2 separate regions of the Homo sapiens genome follow, and region 2 is linked to region 1. Evidence: chromatin loops called from intact Hi-C (ENCODE). Cell type or tissue: GM12878. All regions are shown on one strand. Each heading gives the region's core, and the rest is flanking DNA. Links, peaks and the distances in the headings are about the cores only. Region 1 overlaps ARHGAP42-AS1 (ARHGAP42 antisense RNA 1). Region 2 overlaps ARHGAP42 (Rho GTPase activating protein 42).

Region 1 (8,342 bases), core at 103-8,102:
GGAGAGGCAGTAATTCTGTTTGTCAGTTAATGAAATGACATGACATAAACACCAGTGGACTGTGTCTCACCAGAGGTGATTTTGTATTTACTCATTACTCTGCCTGAAAGACAAAAAATCACCCAGGCCAAACAGTTTCCTTTCAACTTTTGCCATGTTGCTGTTCCTATCAACTGAATCCAGTGCCAAACTGCTGAGATACGAAACGATAAAATATAACATTCTCTTCTTGTTTTTCATTAAATCATCGTACTGTGATTAAGTCTTTAAAAATGCATCATTGGTGTTTCATAAGTTGCATTTAATATGTTGGATGTCAATGTTTAGTTTTCTTTAAAAGTGTTACATGCCAGGGCAGATGTATTGTACATTCTATGATACAGGTTATCATTTGCCCATTCATGTATGTAATGATATGTTTTATGTCTACTGTCTACATTACTAAGGTCTGGGTGGGGAAGTGATTTCTATAAAAAGACAGAAGCATTATCCGTGACCTCAAGCAGTTCTCAGAAAAAGGAAATGTGGAAAATAAGTACCCATAAAGCATAAGGCAGAATATGCTGTGTTCCACAGCCTCACACAGATGCTGTACTAATAATACATTGATGCTATTGTTTATCAATATGTTTCCACTCAGGCCCATCATTGCATTTACATGGAATTAGGATTTTTTCTCCTACCCTTCACTCATGATTCCCTAAAGTTTATCATGTTATAATGGGCTTATTTCTTGTAGGTGTTTTCATAGTTACTCATGCTTATTCCTATGATTCATACTTTAATTATACCTGCTAGTCAGGCTTTCTCTTATGCCACATTAACACAGCTACTTGAGAAAAACCAGAAATGCTTTTGCTTTGAGGTGGGTTTACTGTCGGTTTTGAACTGTTGTTTCCATGCATGATTCTCTCCATCATAATTAACTGAACCAGATTCTTTCCTAGAGAATAGACTTTCTATATAAAAGATCAGCAATACCTGCAAGCCTGTTTTCATAAACAAATGTAATGGATTGAAATATAGCCTGTCCAGAAATTTCCACTTCATAACACATGACACCGTAAGCTGCGTGGTAAGCTTCGCAAATATTATTGGCTGACAGGCTCTTTGGCACAGAGAAATGTCTCTTTGTTTTCCTGATTCTGGAATGGGATATGTGGGCTTTGTTTACTTGCTTTTGAGAGCAAATAGATAGTAGAGGATAGTAAACTAATATGGCATTTGTAAATCTGCCTAAAACTGTTTCTTGACGTAGATCATGTCTGACACTTAAGCCTGGCACTTCGTATGTACTCAGTAAGTGTTATTGTCAAGCTATTATTACTTTTCAATTAATTATGTAGATTTAGACCACCCAGACTCAGCTGATCTGAGGTTAAGTTCAAGCCTGGTAAGAGATGACTAAACAGAAACCAAGTGTTTCTTCTTGGTTTCCCCTCCTCCCAGCTCCTGGTAACCATTGTACTTTCTGTCTCTATGAATTTGACAATGTAGGTATCTCATATAAATGAAATTATACAATATTTGCACAATGTGTCTGTCTTATTTCACTTAGATGATTCAGTCATCAAAAAGAGAAGCAAAGAAGAAATAAGAATTAGATATACATTTAAAACCCATATGAGGAGCCAGGCCTGGTAGCTCAGCCTGTAATCTCAGCACTTTAGGAGGCCCAGGTGGGCATTTCACCTGGAGTTCGAGACCAGCCTGGCCAACATGATTAAACCCCATCTCTACTAAAAATAGAAAAATTAGCTGGGTGTGGTGGTGTGCACCTGTAATCCCAGCAGGTACTAGGGAGGCTGAGGCACGAGAATTGTTTGAAGCCAGGAGGCAGAGGTTGCAGTGAGCCAAGGTTGTGCCACTGCACTCCAGCCTGGGCAATGGAACGAGACTCTGTCATCTTAAACAGATAAAAATTTTAAAAAACCCAAAACAAATAAACAAAAAGAAACAAGCATTTGAACCTACTTAATTTTTGACTTAATTTTCTAAAATACTCTTCTGACAGCCAAAAAATGAAGTTCAGATTAAGCCCTTAGAGGGCGAGATCTTTTTATTCTGCCTTATTAGAAGTATTATTATTGTCACACACAATGCTCTTAACATCACTATTTCTCAAAAAATTAGTTGGTGTATGACACTGCATTTCTGATGGGCAAATGTACACATCATTAGTGACAGGAGCCTATGTGACTTAGTAACATTGTCTTTTCCAGTTTAAAAAAAATGCTCTCACAAATTGTAGAGCCCCTCTCAAATGCATACAGCTCTCCCTGCTTCCTCTCCATGGTTGTCATGAAGCACAGACAAATGCTAAATGTAGTCCGGGTTGAAAAAGAAACTTCGCTTTGTCTGGGGGTAGGAAATGGGAGTCTCTCACAGGAAGAGTACAGAACATAGCCCACATTGTATGAGTCTATGGATTCCAAGAGCTCATTATCCAATAGATGGACTAAAGAGCAATGGTTGGAAGACCAAAAAGTCAAATGACTGAGAGATGAGAAAAGAGAATTTAGACGGGGTAAGTACACATGAGATTGGGCAACAGATGGGCAGTAAGCAGATTAAATAAAGGAAGGAAATATAGTGTGATTTTTGTGGATGAGGTAGAATCCAACATAACTCTGAGATTTAAGCCTATACAACTCAGAAGTGTTATTTTTTTTAGAAGAAATATACATTTTAGGTTGAGTCTCCTATGCTGAGTTTGAGGTAAAGTTAGAATAATTAAGAGGCACTTTCTCAGAAAGAAAAGTGCAGCACAAACACTCAGGGCTGTTGTGTTAGCTTAACGGAGGGGGACACAGAAGCAGAAGTCAAGGTCAACTAGAGGGGAAGAATAGCTGCAGAGAGTGGAATTTGTTCTATGTGACAATATGACTCCTTTTTTCTAAGAGATGGTGTCTGGCTATGTTGCCCAGGCTGGTCTTGAACTCCTAAACTCAAGCAATCCTCCCACCTCAGCCTCCCAAAGTGCTAGGATTACAGGTGTGAGCCACTGCACAATATAACTTCTAAAGTCCCTGCCAAATCTAGATTTTATTATGATGACAGATTTCGGATGAATGGGTTGAAGGAAAAGAACAGAAGTCTAAGCAAGAAATACTCAACAACTAACTACATTTATGAGGGGTGGGGAGAAGGAAAAAGGAGAGGGAGAGAGGTAATCACTTAATTTAGGAAAAGACATTTTTTAGCACAGATTTTGATTTCAATTTAGTATTGCCCTCTTGTGGCAAATCATGATGTTTGCTAACTCTGACAGAAAACTTCATAAAGAGCACAGGAAAAGGAGACAAAATGAAAAGAAGCAGCCTCCACCAATACTGGGCATGATAGTTTTTGCATGTATTGCCCCATCTAAGCTTATCCACAAGCATGTGAAATAGGTATTAAATCTGATTAGCCCCACTTTTAAAGTTTTATTTATTTCTTTATTTTGAGATGGAGTTTCGCTCTTGTACCATAGGCCGGAGTGCAATGGCGCCATCTCGGTTCACTGCAACCTCCGCCTCCCAGGTTCAAATGATTCTTCTGCCTCAGCCTCCCGAGTAGCTGGGATTACAGGCACGTGCCACCATGCCTGGCTAATTTTTGTATTTTTAGTAGAGATGGGGTTTCACCGTGTTGGCCAGGCTGGTCTCGAACTCCTGACCTCAGGTGATCTGCCCGCTTCGGCCTCCCAAAGTGCTGGGATTACAGGCATGTGCCACCGTGCCCAGCCTGATTAGCTTCATTTTTAACAAGTGGGAAAGTTATAACTGAAAAGTGATTAACTTTCCTAAATTTATGTATAATATCTGGAAGGTACTGGAGTTGGGATTTCAATCCAGGTCTACCTTGGTAAAAAGGCCATGCTAAACACACACACACACACACACACACACACACACACACACACACACACACATTCAACAAATATTCATAAGTATCTGTTATATTTCTGTGCTGCTGTAGATGCTGGAAATACAACAGTAATTTTGAGTAAATTTACCTCAATCCAGCCCTAATCAAATTTTCAATCTAATAAATTATAGCAGCAATATTAATCAAATGGCCAGCCAAAGGCCATTTATGAGCTGTGTGACTTAGGATAATTTAACTTTTAGGCTTTACACCTTTCCCAAGTATAAAATTAAGGATGATAGTGATAACGATAATGACTATCATTTATTAAACCCTTACCATGTGCCGGACACTGTCCTATGCTAATAATGAAATAACATCTATTGTTTCACTTGGGTTATTTTAAGCTCTAGACACGAGACATTTTTATACCTCTATGACTCAAAGTTAGAACAAGAAATCTCCTCCGACCAATAATGACAATCAATTACAGCTAGAGTGCTGTTGACACTCCACCCATGTGTGCTCAGAGGCTTGCAGCTGCATTAGAAGAGGAAGTGCTGTTCCTCTCTTACCTCTCACTGAAACCCTCATGGGCGTGGCCTCCGCTGGATTTCAAAGCAGCCACTGACCACACAGAAAGGAAGCAAATGTTTACTGAGCAACCACGCTGTCCATGTCCCACGAGGCCTACAAATCCTCACACTAACCCTGGAGGTAGGAATTTTATAATGAGGATGAGATTGTTGAAGCCCCAAAATGCGAAAACAAAAACCAAGAACCACAAAAAGCCAACAAAAACACCCAGACAACTTGCCCCAGGATGAACAGCAAAGTCTCTAACTCCAAGACCACACCACAGTGAATACGTTGGGACACATCATACGCATTATATATATATATGTATATATATATATATTTTTTGAGACGGAGTCTCACACTGTCGCCTTGGCTGGAGTGCTATGGCACGATCTCTGCTTACTGCAGCCTCCGCCTCCCGGGATCAAGCGATTTTCCTGCCTCCGCCTCCCGAGTAGCTGAGATTACGGGCACCCGCCACCACACCTGACTAATTTTTTGTATTTTTAGTAGAGATGGGGTTTCACTATGTTGGCCAGGCTAGTCTCCAACTCCTGACCTCGTGATCCATCCACCTCGGCCTCCCAAAGTGCTGGGATTACAGGCGTGAGCCACCACATCCAGCCTACTTTTATATAGCTCTTTTTCCACATTTACATTTTTTGCGTTTAGACCCTAAGCTTTTAGATTAAATCTTATTTCTTTGTATCTCTTGCACTTTGCATGCTATCAGCCCACAGATGATACCTAACAAATGTTTTTAATACTTGAGTGCCTTATAATCTTCTAAAAATCATTCTTCAGCTTCTGCGGTAGAGGTGTCTGCACAGATTTGTAGAGAAAGGCTTCTCCCATTTGGCACGGAGGTCTCTACGTGTTGCTTGAGCTCTGCTGAGCATGAAAGGAGTGGAGCTCATTATCCGTGCTTCCAGGCGATGAGTACATCTGCGCTAGAACTGCTGCCATCCAGCACACTGTAACAGGCCCTGGCAAAGGCAGTGAAAGCGTGATGAGGAAAATAACTAGCCCAGAAGGAGCTTAAGGAAACTAACTCAAATAAATGGCTCCACACCCAACAAAGAGAAGTCATAACTCAATCACAGTGAAGCATACTAATGAAAGTGATAAGAAGGATCATTGAAAAAGAACAGACCCACAGTCTCTACTGTTTGAACATTTCAGATGGAAAAAAAAAAGGAAAAAGAACAAATCTGAAACAATCTGTAACCCGTAGTCACAGCGGCAACTTCCTTTACAAGGAATAAAGATACATAGTATTATCCTTTAAAAGGTATATTATCTTACATTCTGTCAATGTGAATTTTAATGCTAATGGAATTAGAAAATTTTACAAAATTTGTCAGTTTTACAAAACTAGGTATAAGAACAATTTTTTTTCAGAACAGTAAAGTTCTTATTTTTATACTTGTTAGTAATTTTTTTCCTAGCTGCCAGTTTGTTGAAATTTTATTGTGAGACAAAAGTGGATTATTGAGATTAAACTTTAGTTTACTAGATAAATAAAAGTAGAACTAGTCCCAGTTCCATTTAATGTTGCAGTGTATTTTACCCTTATGATTTTTTTGTGATCTTTCAAAGAATGCTTCAAAGATTTGTGGAGCTCTTTGAACTCTATTACATTATGTGGTCAAGTAGAACAACATTTACCATATGGTGAAAATCTTGTTGGTACTGAAAATGAATATTTAATGAATCATTATAAATCTTCTAAACCTGCTTTTCCCTCAATTTTGTATTATGAAAATTTTCAAACTTACAGCAAAGTTGGAAAAAATAACGCAATGGATAGCTACATGCTTTCTACTTGGATTCAACAAACATCAACATTTTGTCATATTTGTTTTCTCACTCCTCATTTTGTTTATATATATATATATATATATATATATACACACACACATGCATATCGATATAGAAAAGTTTTTGGTGTTTTTGTTTGTTTGTTTGTTTTAAGACAAAGTTGTTTGTTTTTTTAAGACAAACCCAGGCTGAAGTCGTGCAGTGGGGCAATTTCAGCTCACCGCAATGCTCTGCCTCCCAGGTTCAAGCGATTCTCCAGCCGCAGCCTCCCAAGTCGCTGGGACTATAGGCGCGCAGGCCACCGTGCTCGGCTAATTTTTTGTATTTTTAATAGAGACAGGGTTTTGCCACGTTGCCCAGGCTGGTCTCGAACTTCTGAGCTCAGGCAATCCGCCCGCCTTGGCCTCCCGAAGTGCCGGGATTACAGGCATGAGCCACCGCGCCCGGCCTATATGAAACATTTAAAGTAAATTTTAGCCGGGCTCGGTAATCCCAGCACTTCGGGAGGCTGAGGTGGGCGGATCGCAAGGTCACAAGTTTGAGACCAGCCTGGCCAACATAGTGAAACCCGGTCTCTACCAAAAATACGAAAATTAGCCCGGTGTGGTGGCGGGCCCCTGTAATCCCAGCTTCTTGGGAGGCTGAAGCAAGAGAATCGCTTGAAACCGGAAGTCGGAGGTTGCAGTGAGCCCGAGATCTCAGCAATGCACTCCAGCCTGGGTGGAAGAGCGAAACTCCGTCTCAAAAATAAATAAATAAATAAAGTAAATTTTAGATATTTTTGACACATAATCTCTAAATATTTTAACATGAATCACCAAAGAATAAGGAAATTCTCCAACATAACTAAAACTTAAAGAAAATTAGTACATGATAAAATATTAATATCATCAAATGGCAAATTGTTCCAAAAATGACTTTTATAGCTTAAAAAAAAAAAAAGCAAAACAAGATCTAACCAAGATCTTTACTGAGTCTTAGCCAATGGCCTATGTAACTCCAAATTCCTATTTTGGAGGGCAAGAAAAAAATAGCTCATTAATCATTCCATTCACTAATTAAGATTTTTGGAATAATTGAGCCTAGATTAGTATGAGCCTTCCTTTACTACTGTCCTGAATAAAACGTTTGCTAATCAAACCATTGGAGGAAGAACTGTTTTAAGTAGAACCATTCCTAAATCCTTAAATACTTGAATTTGTCATTGGTGGCTTCTAGGAAAAGATTGCTCTAGAGAAAGAGAATGCTATGCTATGCAAAATGGATGTCTGGCATATAGTGTGTGGTCAGTAAATATTTTTTGACTAAATTAATGAATAAAATACTGGGGACCTAAAGATAAACAACATCAGCATCATCTGGAAAGTGGTTAAAACTGCAAAATCTTGGGCTCCACCTTCCACCTACAGAATTAGAAACTCGCAGGTGGGTCCCAGCAACTGTGTTTTAACAAATCCTCTAGGTAATCCTCCTGCTGGCTAAAGTTTGAGAACAGCTGACCCAGAACATTTCTTAGTAGACATCAAGATTGAAGAGCAGTCTTAGAAAAGGAAATTGAGAATACAGCTTTGAGATTAGGCAAGGGGAAAAATGGTAGGTAGAATGGCCAACAGAGGCTTAGCTAGATGCCAGTGTCAGGGGGAGCCAGCCTGTAAGCAGGGCCTCTGCTAGGGAACTGACAATAGGAACACCACCCTTCAATTACATCATTACATATCTAATGTTCTTGCTTTTACTCTCACTGTTGAGGTGCACTTGAGGATAGCCTTTATCTTCAGAAAATACTATCAGAATGTCTTATTTGGACAGGCGCGGTGGCTCATGTCTATAATCCCAGCACTTTGGGAAGCCAAGGTGGGCAGATCACAAGGTCAGGAGTTTGAGAGCAGGCTGGCCAACAGGGTGAAACCCCGTCTCTACTCAAAAAAAGTACAAAAATTACCTGGGCATGGTGGCAGGTGCCTGTAATCCCAGCTACTCGTGAGGCTGAGGCAGGAGAATTGCTTGAATCCGGGAGGTGGAGGTTGCAGTGAGCCAAGATTGCACCACTGCACTCCAGCCTGGGCGACACAGCATGACTCTGTCTCAAA
Region 2 (8,342 bases), core at 70-8,069, 130 kb before region 1:
CTAGGTATTCTCTAATTGGACTCATTAACTCAAAATTCTTTGCACATCTAAGAAGAAACATATCTGCACATCTATCTGGGAACTAGGCTCAGAGCAACAAACATAGCTTAGATTTAGTGCATTTTTCAAGGGAAAATAAATGTTGTAAGTTATACAGAATAGAGCATCAGTGATTAACATGGCCAAAATTCCATGCATGTAGACTCTATTTCTCTTTCACACAATTTGCCTTAAAAAGGGTGATTTTTGAAGGCAATCCAGCCTACATAAATGACTATCAACATGGAAATGATTGGGTAAATTATGATACACGCACATAATGAAAGAGTAGATGTATAACAGTGCAAGGATGTCTATGAAACAAAGGCTAATGGAAAAGGAACCTGCAATATAATACCCTTCATACATCCCATGTTGCTGTTCTAAGCACTTGGTACCAGCAGTGTTAAATAATTTTGGGTCCTGCTGAAAGAGGTTATACAATTTAATGGAGACAAACTAAAACACAAACATGTATATGGTCACAGATAGTAAGTTCCATAAAGAAAAAGTACTGGACACCATAAGAGGGAGCACTTGTTTTAGAGGGCCCAAGGGAAGTGTCCACCATGAGGCCAACTCACATCTTATGTAAACTGAGGCCTGAAGAATGAACAAGATTAAGTCAAGTGACGAATGGAAGAAGAAACACCGTATGTGAAGGCTCCTACATATCTGTACATACTAAGTGATATGGTTTGGATCTGTGTCCCCACCCAAATCTTATGTTCAACTGTAATCCCCAGTGTTGGAAGTGAGGCCTAGTGAGAAGGGACTGGATCATGAAGGTGGATCCTTCAAGAATAGCTTAGCACTATCTCTTTGGTGCTGTTCTTGTGGTAGAGTTCTCATGAGATATGATTGTTTTAAAAAGTTTGTAGCCCCTCCCCTATCTCTCTCTCCCTCCAGTTTGTGCCATGTAAGATGTTCCTACTTCCACTTCCGCCATGACTGTAAGTTTCCTGAGGACTCCCCAGAAGCAGAAGTTGCTATGCTTCCTGTACAGCCTGCAGAACTGTGAGCCAATTAAACCTCTTATCTTTATAAATTACCCAGTCTCATGTATTTCTTTATACCAATGTGAGAACGGCCTAATATTAGAAATGGATATAATCATTATTATGCCCAAAGAGTTAGATTTCAAAGCCTGTTAGTGAGAGCCCTTTGTTCTGCTATTTTCTTTTCTTTTCTTTTTTTTTTTTTTTTTGAGACGGAGTCTTGCTCTGTCGCCAGGTTGGAGTGCAGTGGTGTGATCTCGATCTTGGCTCACTGCAACCTCTGCCTCCCAGATTCAAGTGATTCTCCTGCCTCAGCCTCCCAAGTAGCTGGGACTACAGGTGCACGCCACCATACCCAGCTAATATTTTTTTTTTTAAGAGACGGAGTCTCGCACTGATGCCCAGGCTGGAGTGCAGTGGTGCGACCTCTGCTCACTGTAACCTCTGCCTCCCTGGTTCAAGCAATTCTCCTGCCTCAGCCTCCTGAGTAGCTGGGATTACAGGCATCTGCCACCATGCCCAGCTAATTTTTTTGTATTTTTAGTACAGACAGGATTTCACTATGTTGGCCAGTATGGTCTTGATCTCGATCTCATGCTCCACCTGCTTCGCCCTCCCAAAGTGCTGGGATTACAGGTGTTAGCCACTGCACCCGGCCTGTTCTGCTATTTTCATTCCTCCTACCTATCAAAAGACAAAGTGACTTACATGTTGCCGCCAGTCTTATTAAAAAGGGTTGGTGAAAAAGTATTTGTATTTTAGTTTTTTCTCTCAAGAATAGAAAATATAGCAATATATACCTATTAGAGGGATTCAGAGAAAGCAAGTGGATTGTTTGAGTTAACACACTGTGGAAGTCTTATTAAGTCTACTTACAAGAGCAAAAAATTTCTGAGACTGGCCAGATATAACTATTGTTAACCACATGGCGGACCCTGGAGAGTCAAAGGAGCTCATCACCTAATTCACTCTCACTCTCTGCATAATCTCATTCAATGACAAAAGTGAATTTAAATACCATCTATACATTGGTGATTTCCAAATTTCTTTTTCCAGCTCTGATCTCTCCCCTGGTTTCCACTCAACACTGCATTTGGCTAATATTTAACATGTCCAAAAGAAAATGCTTGATAACACTCACCACACCTGTTACCCCCTACAGTCCCTCCATCTCAGAATCTCATCAGGCTTAAAACCTTAAATGAGTAGTTTTCAACTGGTTGACTTTGACCCCTGAGGGACAAAATGTCTGGAGACACTGGTTGTCACAATTTAAGGGGAAGTAGAGTACCTCAAGAGCATAGAGGTGTGGGATATTGCTAAACATCCTACAATGCACAGGACAGACCCCCATAACAAAAACATATCTGTTCCAAAATATCAACAGTGCTGAGGTGGAGAAATCCTACCAATGACACATCATTGCCGCCTCCCTTTCTCTTGCAATCTACATTTGATCAATGAGCAAATCCTCTTAGTATCACCTGCAAAATAAACCTAGCATCTGAACACTTCTACCACTTCCACTACTTTCATCCTGGTGCAAATTATCATTGTCTTTTAAGTAATGAAATAACGAAAACAGCCTCCTAAGGGGAGCTCAGCACACAGTCTTGTCCTCTACAGTCTGCATAACAATTAGGGTAGTCCTTTAAATTCCTAAATCAGTTCATGTCACACTTCTGCTGAAAGACCCTTCTACAGAGCAAAAGTCTAATTCCTTACAAGGCCTAAAGAGTCCTACATATTCTTCATAATCCCCCCGCCCAATCAACCACACTTTATCTCTTCCCACTTTCCCATTTGTTCCTGTGCTTTAGCCATATTTGCCTATGCTCCTCCTCAAACAGTCCGAGCACTTTCCAGCCTCAGGACCTTTGTACTTGCTGCTGTAAAGCTGTCTGGGCAACCTGAAAAGCATTTTCCCAAGAGAGTTGTAAGACTGACTTCTTTCTTTGTCAGGTCTCTGCTTAAATGACATTTACTCACTGAGGCCTTCCTTGATTTCCTGACATTAAAAACTCACCTACAGCCCCCTCTGCTACCTATCCTAGTTTATCTCCCTTTTTCCAGAGTATATATCACCATCTGATAATACATTTTGACTTTCTTCTTTGTTATGTCTGTTTCTGCCAACTGGAAGGCAGAAGCTCTTTTTGACCAGAGTTGTATTCTCAGCTCTGGAGCAATATCCAGCCCAGAGAAAGAGATTAATAAATATTTGTTGAAAATAAATTATTGCTATCCTTTCCAACTACTTCTGGGTATAAAATCCCATAAATTTCGTCTGTTTTGTAAATAAAAATGAAACTATGCTATGGTCCACCATCCGCTTTGCTATAAAGTTTTCCAAATCCTACAGTTTACAGCTTGTGTCTTTAAGCAAAAGATATAAGCAGAACCTGGCTGAACCTATTATTAATGTGTTCACTATATGAAGGCTCATTCATTCATAAGAAACTGAAGAGAGGGACAGGCACGGTGGCTCATATCTGTAATCCTAGCACTTTGGGAGGCCTAGGTGGGAGGATTATTTGAGCCCAGGAGTTTAACACCAGCCTGGGCAACATGGGGAGAGACCCCATCTCTATGAAAAGCAATAAAAATATAACATTAAAAAATTGTTTTAAAAAAGAAATTGAAAAGAAATCAGTTTTTGGCAGCAGTTTTTAAGTGTAAGCTCCATAAATGAGGTAGTGAACTCAGGGCTAATCATTGACACTGTTCAGCAAAGTATACAGTCACAGAAGACAATCAAATCAAGACATCCGGGCTGGGCTCAGTGGCTCATGCCTATAATCCCAGCACTTTGGGAGGCCGAGGCAGGCGGATCACTTGAGGTCAGGAGTTTGAAACTAGCCTGGCTAACATGATGAAACCCCATCTCTATTAAAAATATGGAACTTAACCAGGCGTGGTGGTGCACTCCTATAATCCTAGCTACTCAGGAGGCTAAGGCAGAAGAATCACTTGAGCCCGGGGGAGTTGAAGTGAGCCGAGATCACACCACTGCACTCCAGTCTGGGTAACAGAGCAAGACTCCATCTCCAAAGAAAAAAAAAAAAAAGAAAGTCAAGACATTCGAGGCAGAAGCAACATAGATCACCTACTCCATGAATTCCCAAACTCTAGTCATTCACATTCTACTTCCGTGATTTTGGCCATGGCCATGTCCTACATTTTTCCTTATAAATGGATTTACTTCTTTTACTAAGCATCCTACAAAGCAACAATTTTCATTAAATCCAGAGTTGTTCTGTATCCAATACACATTGAAATAAATATGGAACTACTAACATTTAAAATGTTTATTCTGGCCAGGCATGGTAGCTCGCGCCTATCATCCTAGCACTTTGGGAGGCTGAGGTGGGCGGATCACCTGAGGTCAGGACTTTGAGACCAGCCTGGCCAACATGGTCAAACCCCATCTCTACTTAAAATACAAAAATTAGCTGGGCGTGGTGGCGCATGCCTGTAATGCCAGCTACTGAAGAGGCTGAGGCAGGAGAATCACTTGAACCCAGGAGGCGGAAGTTGCGGTGAGCCAAGGTTGCACCACTGCACTCCAGCCGGGGTAACACAGTGAGACTCTGTCCCTCCCCACCAAAATAAATAAAATAAATAAATAAATAAAATGTTCATTTTATTGCTGGTGGTTTTCATTTTACACTTTGGGAAATGCTGAACACTCCTCATTTATAAAAAAAGAAAACAAAGTCTCAAGGAGCTTAAAACTTTACTAGATGTCAATAATTAATTAGGACCTAGACTTTCCCAGTTTGTGTTCTGGTTTCCTGCTGATCCTGAAAACACATGTTATTTTATTTGCATCACTTACATAGTATTCTGTTACCTGTGGTAATAGAAATAATTCTGTAGGTAAAATGTAAAGTGAATAGAATTAAAAGTCTCAGATGGGAGGGGATATTTTATTTTCCCTCAATAGAAATAAAGCAACTACTACGTAGCACAGTTTTTTTTCCACCAAGGCAGTTAGATATGGTTATGCAAATGAAGAGTACATCATTTTTCATTTTTCAAATAGCAGTGTATCTGCTGTTGAAAATATGTGAAAGATACAAAGGTTTGGCAGAAGTTTGGAATGTAAAAAAGGTAAGGTTTTCATACGGTGGCCACATTTTCCAAATGAAAAAAGGAAATACACTAGCTTCAGGACCAGCCGGTGGTTAACCACTACACTAGTAAAAACAAGTTAACCAAATTGCTATCAGTTGAATTATTACAGTAAATTATCTTGTCTAGTATAGTCAGGGGAAAAAAGAATGTTGGTTAAAACCATTCTTTTGAACTGACTCATTGATTGGTTTTCTGTTTATTTAGTTCCCCTTTACTATCTTTATATTTTTTTTTAATTTTACACATGTAAGTCCTGCACATCCTTTGTTTAGTTATCCTTGAGTCTCTTATTTTTTTGCCACTTTTTAAAGGTTCTGTTCAGAAATATAATTAATTTACATCTATTAACCTAGCTAACCTCTCTTATTTATCTCTAATAATTTATAGATTATTTGCAATTTTCTATGTGGAAAATCATATCATAATATGACAATTTTGTTTCTTTCATTTTAAGTCTTAGATTTTTATGCCTCTGGCTTCTCTTTTTTTTTTGGAGACAGAGTCTTGCTCTGTCACCCAGGCTCGAGTGCAGTGGCACAATTTTGGCTCACTGCAACTTCCGCCTCCTGGGCTCAAGTGATCTTCCCACCTCAGCCTCCCAAGTAGCTGTGATACCATGCCCAGCTAATTTTTGTATTTTTTGCAGAAACAGGGTTTCACTATGTTGCTCAGGCTGGTCTCAAACTTCTGGGCTCATGCGATCCACCCACCTTGGCCTCCCAAAATGCTGGGATTACAGGAGTAACACAGCACACCCAGCCTGCCTCTGGTTTCATATTACTGAACAGACTAGAGGCCCTCCAAAACAATTTTGAATTTAAACAGTAATAGTGTACATCTTTGTGTGACTCCTAATTTTTAAGTAAATGTTTCTAATGTTTGAGTGAATTAACATGTTTCTAAGTCTTGTAAAATTTCATACACAACTATCATAGTATTCTGTTCAAATGACAATGTTAACCGGAAATTTCTCAAGGTCATTGCCATATTACAATAGACAAGAGTTGGAGTGATTGCCTAACTCATAATAATTCCTTTGTTTCTGAAAATAGCTCTATATTCAAAGGAAAGTCTATGCAACATATTCTGTCCCTTTAACCTTGGGTAATTGGTCAAGCGTCTTTAAGTGACCTTAGCTGGGCCAATCAGAGCCTCTCCTACCTTTCTTTTTTTCTTTTTCTTTCTTCTTCATCTTGTCTTAAAATGAAAAACTAGACAATCCTATCTAGAAACAATTTCTGTGAGTTTTAGTACAATGCTTATGACTCACCATGTGGAAGAAGCCAGCTAACAGAATGAGGCCGATAAGCAAATGAGAGGCAAAGATAAAAAACCTCTTAGAGGCCTTAGAGTTTGTGATTCTGGCTGTTTCTTAATCCCACAAGCAATGTGGGCCCTCTCACAGATAAATGAGATGCCCCAATGTCTTTCCAACCAATTTCCTGTTTGACTTGCAAATGAGTATCCTGGGTGACACACAGATAAATCACAGGATGAAGTAACATAGCATCTTGATAAGAACCCCTAAGAGTTAGGCTTTTCAAATTATGAATCCTGATTCCAGGAAAAAGGGAACATTTATGAATAATTTGTTATTTTTAATTACTATTATAACAAGTAAAATGTAATGAACTATTTACTATAATTTTATGAGGTATTACATTGGGAGAAATTGTCAGTAAAGAATACACCCGATTTCTAGTTATTTTTTATAGTTAAGAGTGAATTTGGCCGGGCGCGGTGGCTCACGCCTGTAATCCCAGCACTTTGGGAGGCCGAGGCGGGTGGATCATGAGGTCAGGAGATCGAGACCATCCTGGCTAACAAGGTGAAACCCCGTCTCTACTAAAAATACAAAAAATTAGCCGGGCGCGGTGGCGGGCGCCTGTAGTCCCAGCTACTCGGGAGGCTGAGGCAGGAGAATGGCGTGAACCCGGGAAGCGGAGCTTGCAGTGAGCCGAGATTGCGCCACTGCAGTCCGCAGTCCGGCCTGGGCGACAGAGCGAGACTCCGTCTCAAAAAAAAAAAAAAAAAAAAAGAGTGAATTTATAATTATCCCAAAAAAAGTTTAATTTTAAAAAGCTTTTGTTGCCCTTTCTCTTGAAATTACATGTATCAAATTATCAAGTTAAATTTGCATTTTCTTCTGTAGTGCATAAATATACTCTATGGTTTAATCAGAAGCAAAGACAAAAAGCATTGTGCTAACCAAAAAATGTTCCCTTATTTCTGAATATCTGGTTGGTCTGTCAGCTGATATTTCCCATTCATCCATAGCTTTGTTACCATTATTTAAAATTTCCCTTCAGGATATCTTTTATAGGTATTTTGCTAGTCTACCTCATGCCTATTTAGGTTTATTTTTCTGTCCTTTAAAATTGAGTGCCTCACCCAGATGTTAAACTTTTAAGGGACAGTTACACACTAACTTTATATACATTTACCTTTTATATTATCAAAGTATCTTTGTGCTTCCCAAGTATCAAAGAAGAACATCAAAACATGGTTTATGAATGGAATAAAGACTAGCACTTCCCCAACTGTACCAATGGAAAGTGATGGCCAACAGCAGAGAGTAAATGTATTTCCAAAAGTGCAAAGATAAAAATGGAAAGATTTCAATATGATGTGCAATTACAAGACTCCAAAGTAAAACGTATAAAACTAGGATAAATGCCAAAGGCAGGAAAATGAAAGAACTAGAGATGCGAGGAAAGAGATCAGAAGTGCAGGTGTTGTGTGGCAGCTCATATCCCATGTCTTCCCAGAGAAGACATGGGATAGAACAGAACAATGAGCTGCAAGCCCCAACTCCTGGAACTGGGTCCTATATGTAAAGTGTGGTCACTTACTGGAGGTCGACATCACACTGAGTAACTCATTTACAGGCTGTGCTGTTTCAGATTGTTGTAAGGATCAAATAACATGTATATAAAAAGGCCGGACCCGGTGGCTCACGCCTGTAATCCTAGCACTTTGGGAGACCGAGGCGGGTGGATTTCCTGAGGTCAGGAGTTCGAGACCAACCTTGCCAACGTGGTGAAAGCCTATCTCTACTAAAAATACAAAAATTGGCCAGACATGTTGATGCATGCCTGTAATCTCAGCTACTCAGGAGGCTGAGGCAGGAGAATCTCTTGAACCTGGGGGGCGGAAGTTGCAGTGAGC

What was found. A loop is a pair of places that touch in the nucleus more often than their neighbours do. Peaks named below come from ENCODE experiments on the same cell type or tissue, not always from the same donor. Only the 100,000 strongest peaks of a DNase experiment are listed, where the experiment ranks them.
Region 2: a loop joins it to region 1, with 2.8 times the contacts of the local background. A loop is called at or near these places in 12 of 110 quality-filtered maps.

The regions. Positions count from the first base shown.
Region 1 is chr11:100,677,351-100,685,692 of GRCh38, reverse strand. It overlaps ARHGAP42-AS1 (ARHGAP42 antisense RNA 1), which reads left to right. Exons shown (of 2, transcript NR_133571.1): 2 at 1-1,532. It overlaps LOC124902736 (a long non-coding RNA gene), which reads right to left. Exons shown (of 3, transcript XR_007062860.1): 2 at 8,195-8,332; 3 at 3,783-5,417. Among named protein-coding and RNA genes, the nearest start is that of ARHGAP42, 5.8 kb to the left of the region's middle. RefSeq lists an enhancer at 6,638-7,139. In GM12878, for the core only: a CTCF peak has its summit at 3,242 (motif pointing left); a DNase peak (open chromatin) is centred at 4,442; H3K27ac peaks cover 761 bases.
Region 2 is chr11:100,807,266-100,815,607 of GRCh38, reverse strand. All of the region lies in intron 3 of ARHGAP42 (Rho GTPase activating protein 42), which reads right to left. Among named protein-coding and RNA genes, the nearest start is that of SNORD13I, 120 kb to the left of the region's middle. In GM12878, for the core only: no CTCF peak of the experiment used is centred there; no DNase peak of the experiment used is centred there.